2 separate regions of the Homo sapiens genome follow, and region 1 is linked to region 2. Evidence: chromatin loops called from intact Hi-C (ENCODE). Cell type or tissue: IMR-90. All regions are shown on one strand. Each heading gives the region's core, and the rest is flanking DNA. Links, peaks and the distances in the headings are about the cores only.

Region 1 (2,500 bases), core at 1-2,500, 1.2 Mb before region 2:
CATCTCTGGCTCATCAGTTGGCCCCTAACGCTTGCCGTGTGCTTATTTTGTATCAGATACCACGTTAAGTGCCTTACGTGAGTCACCTCATTTAACTCTCTTAGTAGCCCTATAAGGCAGGAACTATTATTATTCTAATTTTACAAATGAGGAATCTGTCACGGAGAGGTTAAGTAATTTGCCTTATGTCCCATAGTTGTTAGTTGTGGCCAATGTCTTTTCCAGCTCTTATAGTCTACCTAGATTGGAAGCTCTCTTTGAGGAGGAGCCTTATCATATTTATTTTTGAGTCCCCAAGGCCTAGAAGGCTTTCAGACTGTGTTTACTGCTTTGCTGAAGTCAGTGGTTTTAACTGTAAATCAAAGGTCCAAAACATAGAATCACTTGGTGAGCTTAGAAAGTGGCTCACGCAGACCAGGTGCAGTGGCTCATGCCTGTATTCCCAGCACTTTGGGAGGCCGAGGCAGTTGGATCACCTGAGGTCAGGAGTTCAAGACCAGCCTGGCCAACATGGTGAAACCCCATCTCTACTAAAAATACAAAATTAGCTGGGCGTGGTGGCAGGTGCCTGTAATCCCAGCTACTTGGGAGGTTGAGGCAGGAGAATCACTTGAACCTGGGAGGTGGAGGTTACAGTGAGCTGAGACCATGCCATTGCATGCCAACCTGGGTAACAAGAGTGAAACTCCATCTCAAAAAAAAAAAAAAAATGCAGTTCGCACGCCTGGGCTAGTCTCAGATCAGTTGTATCCCACGCTTTGTGTGTCTAATGGAGAACCATGGAGCTAAATATTCTGATTATTATTATTATTTTTTGAGACAGAACTTTGCTTTGTTGCCCAGGCTGGAGTGCAGTGGTGCAATCATAGCTCACTGCAGCCTCAAACTCTTGTGCTCAAGAGATCCTCCCACCTCAACCTCCCAAGTAGCTGGGACTACAGGCATGCACCATCATTTCCAGCTAATTTTTTGTTTTTAATTTTTAGAGACGGAGTCTTGCTATGTTGCCCAGGCTGGTCTCAAGCTCCTGGCCTCAAATGATCCTCCAACCTTGGCCTCCCAAAGGAGTGTTACAAGCGTGAACACCTGGACAATATTCTGATCCTTTACCAACTGCTAGCCCTTCTCCCCTCTTTCTGCTTCTTGGCACTGGGGGGTGCTGTTGGATAGTTTAAAAAGTAGTATTTCTTCCACTCCTGGTTTTTTTTTTTTTTTTTTTTTAAATTTGTCTTGTGTATTTCGTCTCAAAAACTTGGTGGAGAGTTGATGAAATGGACAACAGCCTGAACTAGCCTTCCTGTGGCTCTCTTCAGAATGTTAACCATTGGCGTTTAGGCAGGCAGATATAGAAAGTTTCTGGTGACTCTGCAGTTTAATTCCTTTTTCAGCCTTCCTCCAGGAGCAGTTTATCTTTGTTCAGGAGGACGATGTTTATAAGGAATTATGTGAGGTGTGGCAGGCTAAATAATGAACCTCCAAAGATGTTCATGTCCTAACCCCCACAAACCTGTGAATCTGTCACCTCACTTTGCAGGAGGGACCTTGCAGATGTGATTAAGGTAAGGATCTTGAGATAGGAAGATTATCCTGGTGGACCCTATGTAATCACAAGGGTGCTTAAATACTGGAAGGGGAAGGCAGAAGGTTAGGGTAAGAGAAGGAGAGTTGAGAATAAACGGAAGAGTCAGAGTCAGAGAGTTGTGAAAATGCCCCACTGCTGGCTTTGAAGATGGAAGAAGGGGCTGCCAGTCATGGAATTAAGGCAGCCTGTAGAGCTGGAAGTGGGTTTTCCTCTAGAACTTCCAAAAGGAAGGAGGCTCTGCTGATGCCTCAATTTTAGCCCAGTGAAACCCATTTTGGACTTCTGACCTACAGAATAGTAATATAGTAAATTCGCATTGTTTTAAGAGACTATGTGGTAATTTTAATTTTCATCTTTACAAAGATCCCCAAAATTACAAGAATAAAATTGTTACCCTCGATTTAACAAATGAGGAAAGAAAGACCTAGATTTTGAGTTACTTTCTCGGTGGCACTGAAAACTCAAGGCAGGGTGGTGACAAGGCCCCAGGTTTCCTGATTTCTGCTTTGTTCTCTTCACTAGGGCATAGAGGGCAACATGTCATAACAGGCAGAACTCCTTGGAAGTTGTCTAGCTCAGGGATGGTAAACAGGTTTTATTTGCTTCATGTGCCAACTCTGGACTATTGGTGGCACTGTACTGTGTCCTGCTTACCGGAAAAGGGTGCTGTGATTGATTAGCAATGTCTGCATGGGCTTTGGATGGGTAAGTCTCCCATGGCAACATGTGTGTCATGCATTTGCTGTACCTCAACTAATCCAACCCTCTCATTTAACCAACTAAGAATGGAATCCCAGAGAGGGGAATTGACTTATTCAAAATTATACAATGAACTAGAGACAGAGCTGGGATAATGGTTTTTCTCACTTACTGTCCAGCTCCCAGGGTCACCAATCAGATTTAAAGATTCCAACTTCC
Region 2 (11,949 bases), core at 9,197-11,696:
CTTACAGCCATCTGATCAACAAAGTTGACAAAAATAAACAATGGAGAAAGGACTCCTTATTCAATAAATGGTGCTGGGATAGCTGGTTAGCCATATCTAGAAGATTGAAACTGGACCCCTACCTTTCACCATACTCAAGATGCATTAAAGATTTAAATGTAAGAACCCAAACTATAAGAATTGTGGAAGAAAATCTAGGAAGCACCTTCTGGACACTGGCCTTGGGAAAGAATTGATGACTAAGTCTTCAAAAGCAATTGTAACAAAAACAAAAATTGACAAGTGGTACCTAATTAAACTATAGAATTGCTGCACAACAAAAAGAAATGATCAACATAGTAAACAGACAATCCACAGAACAGGAGAAAATATTCACCAATTATGCATCTGAGAAAGGCCTAATATCCAGAATCTATAAGGAACTTAAACAACTCAACAAACAAACAAACAAACAAAAACCCCATTAAAAAATGGACAAAAGACATAAACAGACACTTCTCAAAAGAAGACACACAAGTGACCAACAAACATATGAGAAAATGTTCAACATCACTAATCATCAGAGAAATGTAAGTCAAAACCACAGTGAGATAACCATCTCATACCAGTCAGAATGGCTATTATTAAAAAGTAAAAAAAAAAAAAAAAACAGATGTTGGCAATGCTGTGGAGAAAAGGGAGCACTTTTATACACTGTGGGTAGGAATGTAAATTAGTTCAGCCACTGTGGAAAGCAGTCTGGAGGTTTTTCAAAGAACTTAAAACAGAACTACTATTCAACCCAGCAATCCCAATACTGAGTATATATCCAAAAGAAAACAAATCTTTCTACCAAAAAGACACATGTGTTCACATGTTCATTGCAGCACTATTCACAATAGCAAAGACATGGAATGAACCCAGGTGCCCATCAATGGTGAACTGGATAAAGAAAATGTGATACATATACACCATGGAATAGTATGCAGCCATTAAAAAAATGGAATCATGTTCTTTGCAGCAACGTGTCTGCAGCTGGAGGTCATTACCCTAAGTTACTAATGCAGGAACAGAAAACTAAATACCAGATCTTCTCACTTAAATGTGGGAGCTAAACATTGAGTACTCATGAGCATAAGGATGGCAACAATAGACATTGAGGACAACCAGAGCAGGCAGGGACAGAAGAGGGCAAGATTTGAAAAACAAACTATTGGGTACTCTGCTCATACCTGAGCAATGGGATAATTTGTACCCCAAACCTTAGCATCATGCAATATACCCAGGTAGCAAACCTTCACAGGTACCCCCTGAATTTAAAATAAAAGTTAGGAGGGCAGGCATGATGGCTCATTCCTGTAATCACAGAACTTTGGGAGGCTGAGGTGGGCGGATCACGAGGTCAGGAGTTCAAGACCAGCCTGGCCAACATGGTGAAACCCCCGTCTCTACTAAAAATACAAAAATTAGCTGGGCAAGGTGGCACGTGCCTGTAATCCCAGCTACTCAGGAGGCTGAGGCAGGAGAATTGCTTAAACCCGGGAGGCAGAGGTTGCAGTGAGCCGAGATCGCGCCGCTGCACTCCAACCTGGGCAACGGAGCAAGACTCCAAAACTCCGTCTCAAAATAAATAAATAAGTAAAAGTCGGGGGAAAAAAAAGACTTCGTCATTGCCCTCAAAGAGTTCACAGTCAATAGATGAGATAGATAGATAGATAGATAGATAGATAGATAGATAGATAGTCAATTACAGAGCAAGAAAGAAGTAGAAGGCCGGCAAAGCCATTCAATCTAACCTCAGGGCTCAGTTTTCCTGGTGAAGGTGGAGGTGGATCTGATCCTTGAAGAGGACTAGGAAGAAGTAAATACATATGCCAAAGCAAAGTGGTATGAGTTTGGGAAAACTGCAAGTAGTTCAGAATGGCTGGATTTTAGGGGACAAAAGGAAAGGAGGATGTGTTGAAAGAAATAGTGGTAGAGAGATAGGCAAGTTCTAAATCATGAAGGGAATCTCATGCTGAAATTCCAAATCTTTTTTTTTTGAGACAGTCTTGCCATGTTGTCCAGGATGGAGTACCATGGCACAATCTCCACTCACTGCAACCACCACCTCCGGGGTTCAAGCGATTCTCCTGCCTCAGCCTCCTGAGTAGCTGGGATTACAGGCATGTGCCACATATGGCTAATTTTTGTACTTTTAGTACAAACGGGGTTTCTCCATGTTGGCCAGGCTGGTCTTGAACTCCTAACCTCAGGTGATCCTTCCGCCTCTGCCTCCCAAAGCGTTGGGATCATAGGCATGAGCCACAGCGCCTGGCCTGAAATTCCAAACCTAATAACATGGCAGACTTAGCTAATCCAGAACTACCTTCTCCAGAAAGAAAAAAAAATACATAAAAAAAACAACTTTCTCTTCCCATTAATATATGACCAGATCCAAAGAAGCTTCATAAATCAGAAAGAAAAGAGGAGTATAAAACCAAAGTAAGGCCGAGTGCAGTGATTCATGCCTTGGGGGCTGATCACTTGAGGCTAAGAGTTCCAGACCAGCCTGGCCAACATGGTAAAACCCCCTCTCTGCTAAAAATACAAAAATTAGCCAGGCATGGTGGAACGTGCCTGTAATCCCAGCTACTCAGGAGGCTGAGGCATGAGAATCCATGAACCTGGTAGGTGGAGGTTGCAATGAGCCCAGGTCACACCACTGCACTCCAGCCTGGGCTACAGAGCAAGACTCTTTCTCAAAACAAAAACAGCAACAAAAACCTAAGTAATACCTTCAGGCTGAAGTTGAAGTTAGAGAAGTAGAGGCCAAATCATTCAGTGTTATGTATCTATCTAAGCAGTATGAACTATTTTTTGTAAGTTTTCTGTAAAGAGTTTTGAAAGAGAATGGCGTGATTAGATTTGCCTAGCCCAGGGCCAAAGAAACCCCTGTGTCTCCTTCCTGACAGAAGCAAACACAAAACTGCTTTCTAGAGATCAGGCCATATGAGACTCGCAGAGAAAACACAAGCCCTGCTATAGATAAGCTCACAATAAAAAATTATAAACCATACAAGTGCATCCTATTTAGTGTCGAAAATGAAAATTAAAACCCAAAAAGATTTTTCTTATTCATCCTTATCAGACTGGTAATATTTAAAAGTATAACAATAACTGTGTCATACTTTCAAACAGTTGAGAATGGAAGTCCATTGTCAATCTCAGATGCTGCTGCTAAAAGTATAAATTTGATATAACTGTTTTGAAGAGCACTTTGGCAATATTTATTAAAGTCGAGATGTATATACTTTACCATGCAGTGATTTCATTGCTAAATCCATTGAGACTAAAACTCTCCCTTACTTGGATAAGGAGAAAACTTAAGGTTTCTGTTACTTCATTGTTTGTAACAGTGAAAAACTGGAAACAACCTAAATGTCCATCAATATTATAATGAACAAGTTATGGTTTATTCATATATAATGACACCACAGAGTGGCTAAAATGAACCACACCAGGTCTGTGTGCCATCACATATACAGTGCAAAATACAACATGGAATGATCAGAATATATAGTCAAAATACATACTACTTTAATAATATTTACATGTATATGCATTTAAAACTCACAACTGGTTCTTTATATGGCACGTGGATGCATACATATTTTGGATCAAGTAAGAAAACCTAAATTTAAAAGACACATACCAAAATTCAGGATAATGGTTACCTTGGGGAGGGACTGTGTGGAATGGAGTAAATGGGCTTAAATGTTATCTCCATGTTTTATTTCCTAACAACAACATTTGATCCAGAAAAATAGGGCCCAATGCTAATTTGTTATAGCTGAGTGCTAGGCACAGGGGTCTCATGTTATTCTCTGTATTATAGTATATTTTCAAAATAAAACAAAATTTAAGAATAAGAATAAATTCCATGCTAAGCATTTTATTCCCTAAGCAAGTGAGTGACATAGTTTAGATTTGTGCTTTGGAAAGCTCCCCCAACCTCTGAGTGGAAGAGGTCTTAGCAGACGATAAATGGAGGCAGGAAGACCCCGTAAGAAGGCTGTTTGCAATAGGCTAAGAAAGAGTTAATGAGGTCTGGCACAGGTTAGTGGTCAGGGATGGATTTGAAAGCTATTTAAGCGGTAATATTGCCAATATACTACCAGTCTCCTTTTTCTTTTGGTGTTTAAAAATTTTGTTTGTACAAGTTTCCCTCATTTCTCCTTTTCAATGAACTATGACCTACAAATAGACAAGTGCATAAATCATAAGTATGCAGCTTAACACATTTTCACACAGTGACCACCACCCAGATCAAGTCTTCTCCCAGTCAATGTATAGCCCCAAAGGTAACCACAAATCAGAGTTCTATCACCATAGATTAGTTTTGCCTGTTTTAAACTTTATAAAAATGAGCCCATATAGTATGTATTGTTTTGTGCCTGGTTTCATTCATTCAATATTCTTTTTGTGCAATTCACTCATATTGTTGTATGTCTAAGAGTTTGTTGGTTTTTATTGCTAAATAGTATTTCTTCAAGTGAATATTTAATTCCATTATTTAATTGGTGCTCAGTTGTGAATGGGGACTTGGGTTTCTTCCAGTTTGGGACAGTATTGTCATGAGCACTCATGTACATGTCTTGTTGTGCACACATATTTCCTTCTGTTGGATATGTATTTTAGGAGTGAAATTTCTGGAGAATAGCGTATGTGTATTATTGGCTTTAGTAAATACTGGAAAGGTTTTCCGAAGTGATAGTACAAGTGTACATGCCCAGCAGCAGTGAATGAGAGTTCCAGTTGTTTCACATCCACACCAACACTTGGTACCACTCGCTGTTTTTTGTTTTCTGTTTTTTGACTTTAGACAAGAATATCATAGATATGCAATGATATTTCATTGTAATTTTAATTTGCATTTTCCCATGACTAAAAAGTTGAGCATGCTTTTATATGTTTATCTCCCACTTGTATATCCTGTTATGAAGTTTTAAAAATAGGTTGTCTCTCTTGTTCTTATTATTTACACAGTTTGAGAATCAAAAGAATACCACCAAAGCCTCCCTGATACTAATATTTATCTCTGATAATTCACTCATTTGTTGTTTTCTTTTAGAAGACTTAGAGAGGCTGAGGTGGGTGGATCACCTGAGGTCACGAGTTCGAGACCAGCCTGGCCAACATGGTGAAATCCTGTCTCTATTAAAATACAAAAAATTAGCTGGGCGTGGTGGCACGTGCCTGTAATCTCAGCTACTAGGGAGGCTGAGGCAGGAGAATTGCTTGAACCTGGGAGGTGGAAGTGGCAGTGAGATGAGATTGCACCACTGTACTCCAGCCTGGGTGACAGAGCAAGAATCTGTCTCAAAAAAATAAAAAAGCAGGAGGCCTGGATCAGCAGCACCCCACTCTACTGGTGCCAATTTACTGTATTAGCCCATTTTCATGCTGCTGATAAAGACCTATCTGAGACGGGACAATTTATAAAAGAAAGAGGTTTATGGGACTTACAGTTCCACATGTCTGGGGAGGCCTCACAATCATGGCGAAAGGTGAAAGGAACATCTCACATGGCAGCAGACAAGAGAACAGGGCTTGTACAGGGAAACTCCCCTTTTTAAAACCATCTGATCTCGTGAGACGTATTCACTACCACGAGAACAGTGCAGGAAAGACCCGCCCCTATAATTCAATCACTTCCCACCGGCTTCCTCCCACAACACGTGGGAATTCAAGATGAGATTTGGGTGGGGACACAGCCAAACCATATCAGAGGGGTTTATGCAAAAACAAACAAACAAACTTGACATTTCTTGTCAGAGTCAGATGTTCTAGAAGGGATGCTTACACAGGGTCACAGGGTAGGGAGCAGATCCAGGTCTTTCTTTTCTTTTCTTTTTTTTTTATTTTGAGACAGTATCTTGTTCTGTTGTCCAGGCTGGAGTGCAGTGGTGCGATTTCGGCTCACTGCAAGCTCCGCCTCCTAGGTTCACGCCATTCTCCTACCTCAGCCTCCCCAGTAGCTGGGACTACAGGCGCCCGCCATCATGCCTGGCTAATTTTTTGTATTTTTAGTAGAGACGAGGTTTCACCGTGTTAGCCAGGATGGTCTCGATCTCCTGACCTCGTGATCCGCCCGCCTGGGCCTCCCAAAGTGCTGGGATTACAGGCATGAGCCATTGTGCCCGGCCAGGTCCAGGTCTTTCTGATTCCTTCCATGTCACAGCACTTCATAAAGGCCCCTCCTCCCCATCACACTACTGGGATTATTTACTCATTATTTACTAGACCTACATTCTAGGCTCTCGGCTCCTGAAAGGCCGGGCTCTTTTCATTCATTTTGTTGGGTCAGTGCCCTAACCAGACTTTAGCTCTAGGTGGGTCTCAGGGAAGCCCTCCTCAATAGCAGGTCCTCCTGCTGAGAGCTCTCATAGCTCCTCCTGCATTCTTTCTTCAGAACACTCATCCCATTTCTTAGTTACATATTTGTAATTTGACTGTTTGTATTCGTCTTTAGACTATAAGCTCCTCGAAGCTGGCATCCCATTTTATCTACTGTTTTACTTCTGGTGTTTACCAGTGCCTGGTACACAGGAAGTGATTAATAAATATTAGTCAATGGATAATTGAAGTCATTTAGATCAGAATCCCAGATCTATCCCATATTAGATGTGTGAACTGAAACAAGATTCTTAACAGCTTCAGTTTCTCACTCAGTAAAATGAGACTATTCATAGCTACATTTTTTATTCTGTATTTTTTTATTGATATATCATAGTTGTACAAACATTTGGAGTACATGTGATACTTTGATACATGTGTGTGATATACAATGATCAAATCAGGGTAATGGGGATATCCATCATCTAAAACATTTATCTTTTCTTTATGTTGGGAACATTGCAATTCTTCTCTTCTAGTTATTTTGAAATACACAATAAATTATTGTTAACTACAATTTCTCTAATATACTATCCAATATTAGAACTTACTCCTTCTATCAATTGTATTTTTTTACCTATCAACCAACTTCTCTTCATTTCCCCCCAATCCTATCTACTTTAACAGTGGTTTTTGAAGATTTAAATGAAGCAGACTGCATGAAAGTACCTGCGTCAGGATTTTGCACATAAACAGTTCTTTGGAAATACTTTGGAATCAACGAATGAATGTACGAATTTATTCTAACTGGCAGGAATCTTATGCAGATTTCTAGCTGTTAAAGTTTTTGTTTTTTTCCATCTCTACCTCAGAGGAAATTTAAGTCCTCATTAATTCCTAAGGACAGGGTCAATGTTTTGCAATTCTCTATGTCCCTGCAGCCTGTTTAATTGGATGGTTACCAAGAATCATGTGACTTTTTGACCCGGGTGATGATTAATTGGTTCAAAATTGCCGGGAACTATTCAGTGCCAGGCAGACATGCAGGATTTGCAGAGGATAAGACTTGCTTCTGCCCCTGAGAATCTGACAGTCTTGATACAGATCTTTATGCATGCAATTTTGGTACATTAAGCTAAGAGGTTACCGATGTCTGCACCCAGCATGCTCCGAGCCAAGCCCCGGAGGAGTGTGGCTTGGGGGAAGCACACCTGAACAGAGTCTGCAGGTTTAATGAGCAAAGAGTGGGGGTATTTCTCAAACCTTATTGTGCATGTAGATCACCTGGGGATCCTACCCAAAGGAAGATTCTGATTCTGTAGGTTGGGGTGGGGCAGGGGTTCTCCTAGGTCTATATTTCTACCAAGCTCCCCAGGGATACAAATGTTGTTAGTCCGTGAACCCCATTTAAAGAAGCAAGTCAAGGCTCACAGACTGCCATGAGCAAAGAGGTATAAAAACAGATCTTGTAAATCTCATCTTTAACGAGCAATAACCCAAGGCTCAGAGAGGTTAAGAAACGTGTCCAAAGTCACATCACATAGCCAGGAAGTGTCAGAGCCAAGACTGCAACCTGGGTCTGAGTCCCCAGGTCCTTGTTTCCTTCTCCACATCATGCTGCTCCTCACAATACCACGCAGCTCCATTGTTTCCTTAAGTCCGCATGAAACGGGGCTACTTCTCAAGTTTGGTTTGTCAAGTACTGTTGGAAGATAAAATGGAAAGACTGGGGTACTCGGATCAGGAGGCTTGGGCTCTGGTCTCACCAGTCCCTCCACTCCCTGGGTGCCTTCCCTCTCCTACCCCCACCAACAAGAGTTGTTCTGCCCCTCTGGACACTGGTTCTTCAGATTTGAAGTGAAAATTTGGCCTCTGGCCTTAAGGATCTTACTAGCTACATTTTGGGGCTCAAACGGACATCACCACTTATATAAAAATGCTGTGAAATTGCTGAGCTATTCCAGGGGCTGGAGGGGACTGCATTGTCCAGCAGCAAAGAGCAGGCTGACCTTGGTGGCAAGAAACCAGACATGAGCCACTTGGGTCTATTTCCAGGCCTTGAAGCCAAATGGAGCATCCCTGGCTGGATTTTTCTTTCCTTTTTTTTTTTTAGACAGAGTCTCACTCCACTGCCCAGGCTGGAGTGCAGTGGTGCAATCTCGGCTCAGTGCAACCTCTGCCTCCTGGGTTCAAGTGATTCTCCTGCCTCAGCCTCCAGAGTAGCTGGGATTACAGGAGTGTGCCACCACACCCAGCTAATCTTTTGTATTTTTAGTAGATGAGATTTCACCACGTTGGCCAGGCTGGTCTTGAACTCCTGACCTCAAGTGATCTGCCTGCCTCGGCCTCCCAAAGTGCTGGGATTACAGGCATGAGTGAGCCATCATGCCTGGTCCCTGCTGGATTTTGAAGTTGCTGGGGACTGATGACTTCTTTTTTCCGTCTATTTCTCTCTCTCTCTCCTTTTTTTTTTTTTTTTGAGACAGTGTCACTCTGTCGCCCAGGCTGGAGTGCAGTGGCGGGATCTCGGCTAACTGCAAGCTCCCCCTCCCGGGTTCACGCCATTCTCCTGCCTCAGCCTCCCAAGTAGCTGGGACTATAGGCGCCCACCACCACGCCCGGCTAATTTTTTTGTATTTTTAGTAGAGATGGGGTTTCACCATGTTAGCCAGGATGATCTCAATCTCCTGAACTCGTGGTCCGCCTGCCTCGGCCTCCCAAAGTGCTGGGATTACAGGAGTGAAACATCACGCCTGGCTTCTCTCCCTTTTTAAATAGGAATGTCTATAACTGTTATTCTATGCCTGTTTCACCAGTGAATTTAGGGAGCAGATAACTTGTTTCTTAATTTTCACAGGTTCATAGAGAGCAATGTATTCCAGGGTGGATTAAACATGGAGCCTCCTTTTTACCTAATTTGAATGGGTTAGTTTAGATGATGAGATTTGGGGTGTTTAAGTTGTTAAGATTTAGGATTTTGACTTGATACTGCCATATCCTAGGTCTTTAGGGGATGTGGGGATAGGGTGATCTGTTTTGCATTTGGGATGGATGTGAATCTTTTGAGGGCCAGAGGGTGAACTCTGGTACTCTGAATAATGGTTCCCGAAATATGGCCATGTCTTAGATCCCTGGCATCTGTGAATATATGTTCCATGGCAAAGAGGAATTAAGGCAGCAGATTGAATTAAGTTTGCCAGTGAACTGACTTTAATATAGGTGATTATCCTAGATTATGAGCAGGTCTGTGTAATCAGCAAGGAGGGCCTTTACATGTGAAAGGGGTGGCAGAAGAGGAGAACCAAAGAGATGGCAGGGTGAGGACTCTACCCAATGTTGCTTCCTCCATGTGAACATGAAGAGGGCCACAAGCCAGGGAAAGTGGGTGGCCTCTAAAAACAGAAAAGGCAAGGAAACAGCTTCTTGCCTAGAGCCTCCAAGATTGTAAGACAATACATCTATGCTGTTTTACGTTTGTGGTAATTTGTTATAGCCGCTATAGCAAATTAATATAAGACCTATCCTACAATTTAATGCTCTAGGATCTTAGACTAATCATTTCATCTTTGCATTCTTTAGTATTCTTTCTTTCTCAAAATAACTGCTGTGAAGATCAGACAGAACAAATAGGCAGAAATCCCTGGCACACAGGTGCTCAATAAATGTGAATTTCTAGCTTCCCCTTTTCTTCCAGGTTGGAGAAACACAAGGAAGGGAAGCAGGAGCCACAGGCCATTCTCAGCCTTCCTTTGATGTGGGCTGTGTACAGGATTCCCTCAGTAAGCTCCCCCAGCATACCTTATCTAGAGTGAGGGCTGCTTATCTGCCCTCGGGGTTCCTACAGCTCCTACCTCTCTGATGGAAAAATCCTCTTTAGAATACAAAAGCTCTTTAGAAGAGCCTGAGATGAGGGTAGAGCCAGGGCCTCATTCTGCAAACAGGCTTTCAGAGATGAAAGAGCAGGGCAGACATCGGTATCTACCCTATGACCACCACATTTCCCACTGAAAAAAATCAGGAGTTGGTGCGCTGAGATGAGGCAAGCCCACTCAAAGAGGCCAGCCCGCGATGCTTCCTTCTCCTACCCACACACCTGAGACAAACATCTCTCAAACACTCCAGGCTTGCAAGTCCTTAATTAGTTGTGTTACGAGCTTTTATTTAAAAAGCACATTTAATACAAGTATAGTTTCGCAGATACAAGTTTTCACTTTGTATGCTACAAAAGTCTTTGAATATTATTCTCTTTACAAAATGGAACCTTACAAAAATACTGACAATTTAATGTTTTTATACAGTTTTCTCTAGTTGCAGTTATTTCATTATAAAACAATGTCTACCACAGAACTATGATATTTTAGTTGATATTTAAAAAAATTAACTCAATGCTTTTTTAAGCAGCTAATGTAAATAACACAGGTCGAGACACAGTTTATAATCATAGTGGATATAGCTAAATTGTTTCAGAAATAATATCTTACATAGTTAACTTTTAATGTTTTATACATTATTTATATAATATTTATATATAAAAATCATAGCTTGCTATAAGTTGAAATGAAAGGACGGATTCTGTAGTAAGGATGTGCATGTGGTTGATCCATATGGTTACATTTAACCCTTTGAAAGGTCTGCATCCAAGATCTAAACGCATTTCTTCCTTCCTCCTTTCCTCAAAGGTTCAGTAGAAGGGGTCCCTGTCTATCACCTAGAGTGGGACCTTGCATGGAAGGACACTTACGGATAGAGGATGAGGGAAACTCTCTACCGAGATTTAACCCATATGTTCTGCCCAGCAGAACCTACCAAGAACTGCCCTAGGGCTCAACCCCAAGACAATAGTGCTTTACACAGCAAGAGCAACTCCTACAAAGACCCTCAGCTCTGTCATCCTGAAGGGTAACCTCTCATGCATGAGACTGCCTGCTTCTCTGGCTCCTTCTGATTTGCAACAGCTAAAAGGTTGGTTCGATTTTCATTCTGCCCCCTTCACCCTCCCATCTGTTGTACAGAAGGCTGCTTTCCGTCAGCTGGTGGCAGACCATGCCTTGCTCATTCCTGGGCCCTCACAGGAAATCCTGGTGGGCACGCAGCAAGGATTTCAAGGGAGAAGGCAGTAACCGAAGTCGAACTGTTTCTAAGAGTATGCAAGTGCCCGGTGATTGACGTGCACAACATCAGCATCCTGCAATTGACATTTCAACATCACAGGATGATGCGTCAAAAGAAGAAAAGTGAGGGCCTGTGCCCTCGATTTCTTCTGAAATTGTGCTGTTTGTGAAATTCACTCGTCCACAAAGAGTCTGCTAATCACTAATGTGAGGAACTATGGTTGTTGGCCTATGGGCAGGGGAGGTGATAAGGCCTTAGAACTGGGAATCTAGATTCGGGATCTGATCACTTGACTGAGCAAACTTGCTCTTTCCTTTTATTTAAAACACAAAACAAAACTTCCTGAACTAAAGTCACAGTACAGAATAGAATGGGATGGACAGAAAGACTCAAGAGGGCAGCTCCGCAATGGCTATTTTCTTGATTCAGTGCTATTTCTGGCATCATGTGCTGCAATGTGAATTTTTGCTTTTCTCACAG

Evidence for each region. Hi-C counts contacts between places; a loop is a spot of excess contacts. Peaks named below come from ENCODE experiments on the same cell type or tissue, not always from the same donor. Only the 100,000 strongest peaks of a DNase experiment are listed, where the experiment ranks them.
Region 1: a loop joins it to region 2, with 3 times the contacts of the local background. A loop is called at or near these places in 2 of 110 quality-filtered maps.

What each region holds. Positions count from the first base shown.
Region 1 is chr1:55,283,814-55,286,313 of GRCh38, forward strand. No RefSeq gene overlaps it. Among named protein-coding and RNA genes, the nearest start is that of MIR4422, 59 kb to the left of the region's middle. In IMR-90, for the core only: a CTCF peak has its summit at 1,154 (motif pointing right); a DNase peak (open chromatin) is centred at 1,178; H3K27ac peaks cover 628 bases.
Region 2 is chr1:56,484,266-56,496,214 of GRCh38, forward strand. It overlaps PLPP3 (phospholipid phosphatase 3), which reads right to left. Exons shown (of 6, transcript NM_003713.5): 6 at 10,496-11,949. It overlaps LOC124904185 (a long non-coding RNA gene), which reads right to left and starts at 70. Exons shown (of 2, transcript XR_007066106.1): 1 at 1-70. RefSeq lists enhancers at 6,132-6,631, 9,812-10,470. In IMR-90, for the core only: no CTCF peak of the experiment used is centred there; no DNase peak of the experiment used is centred there.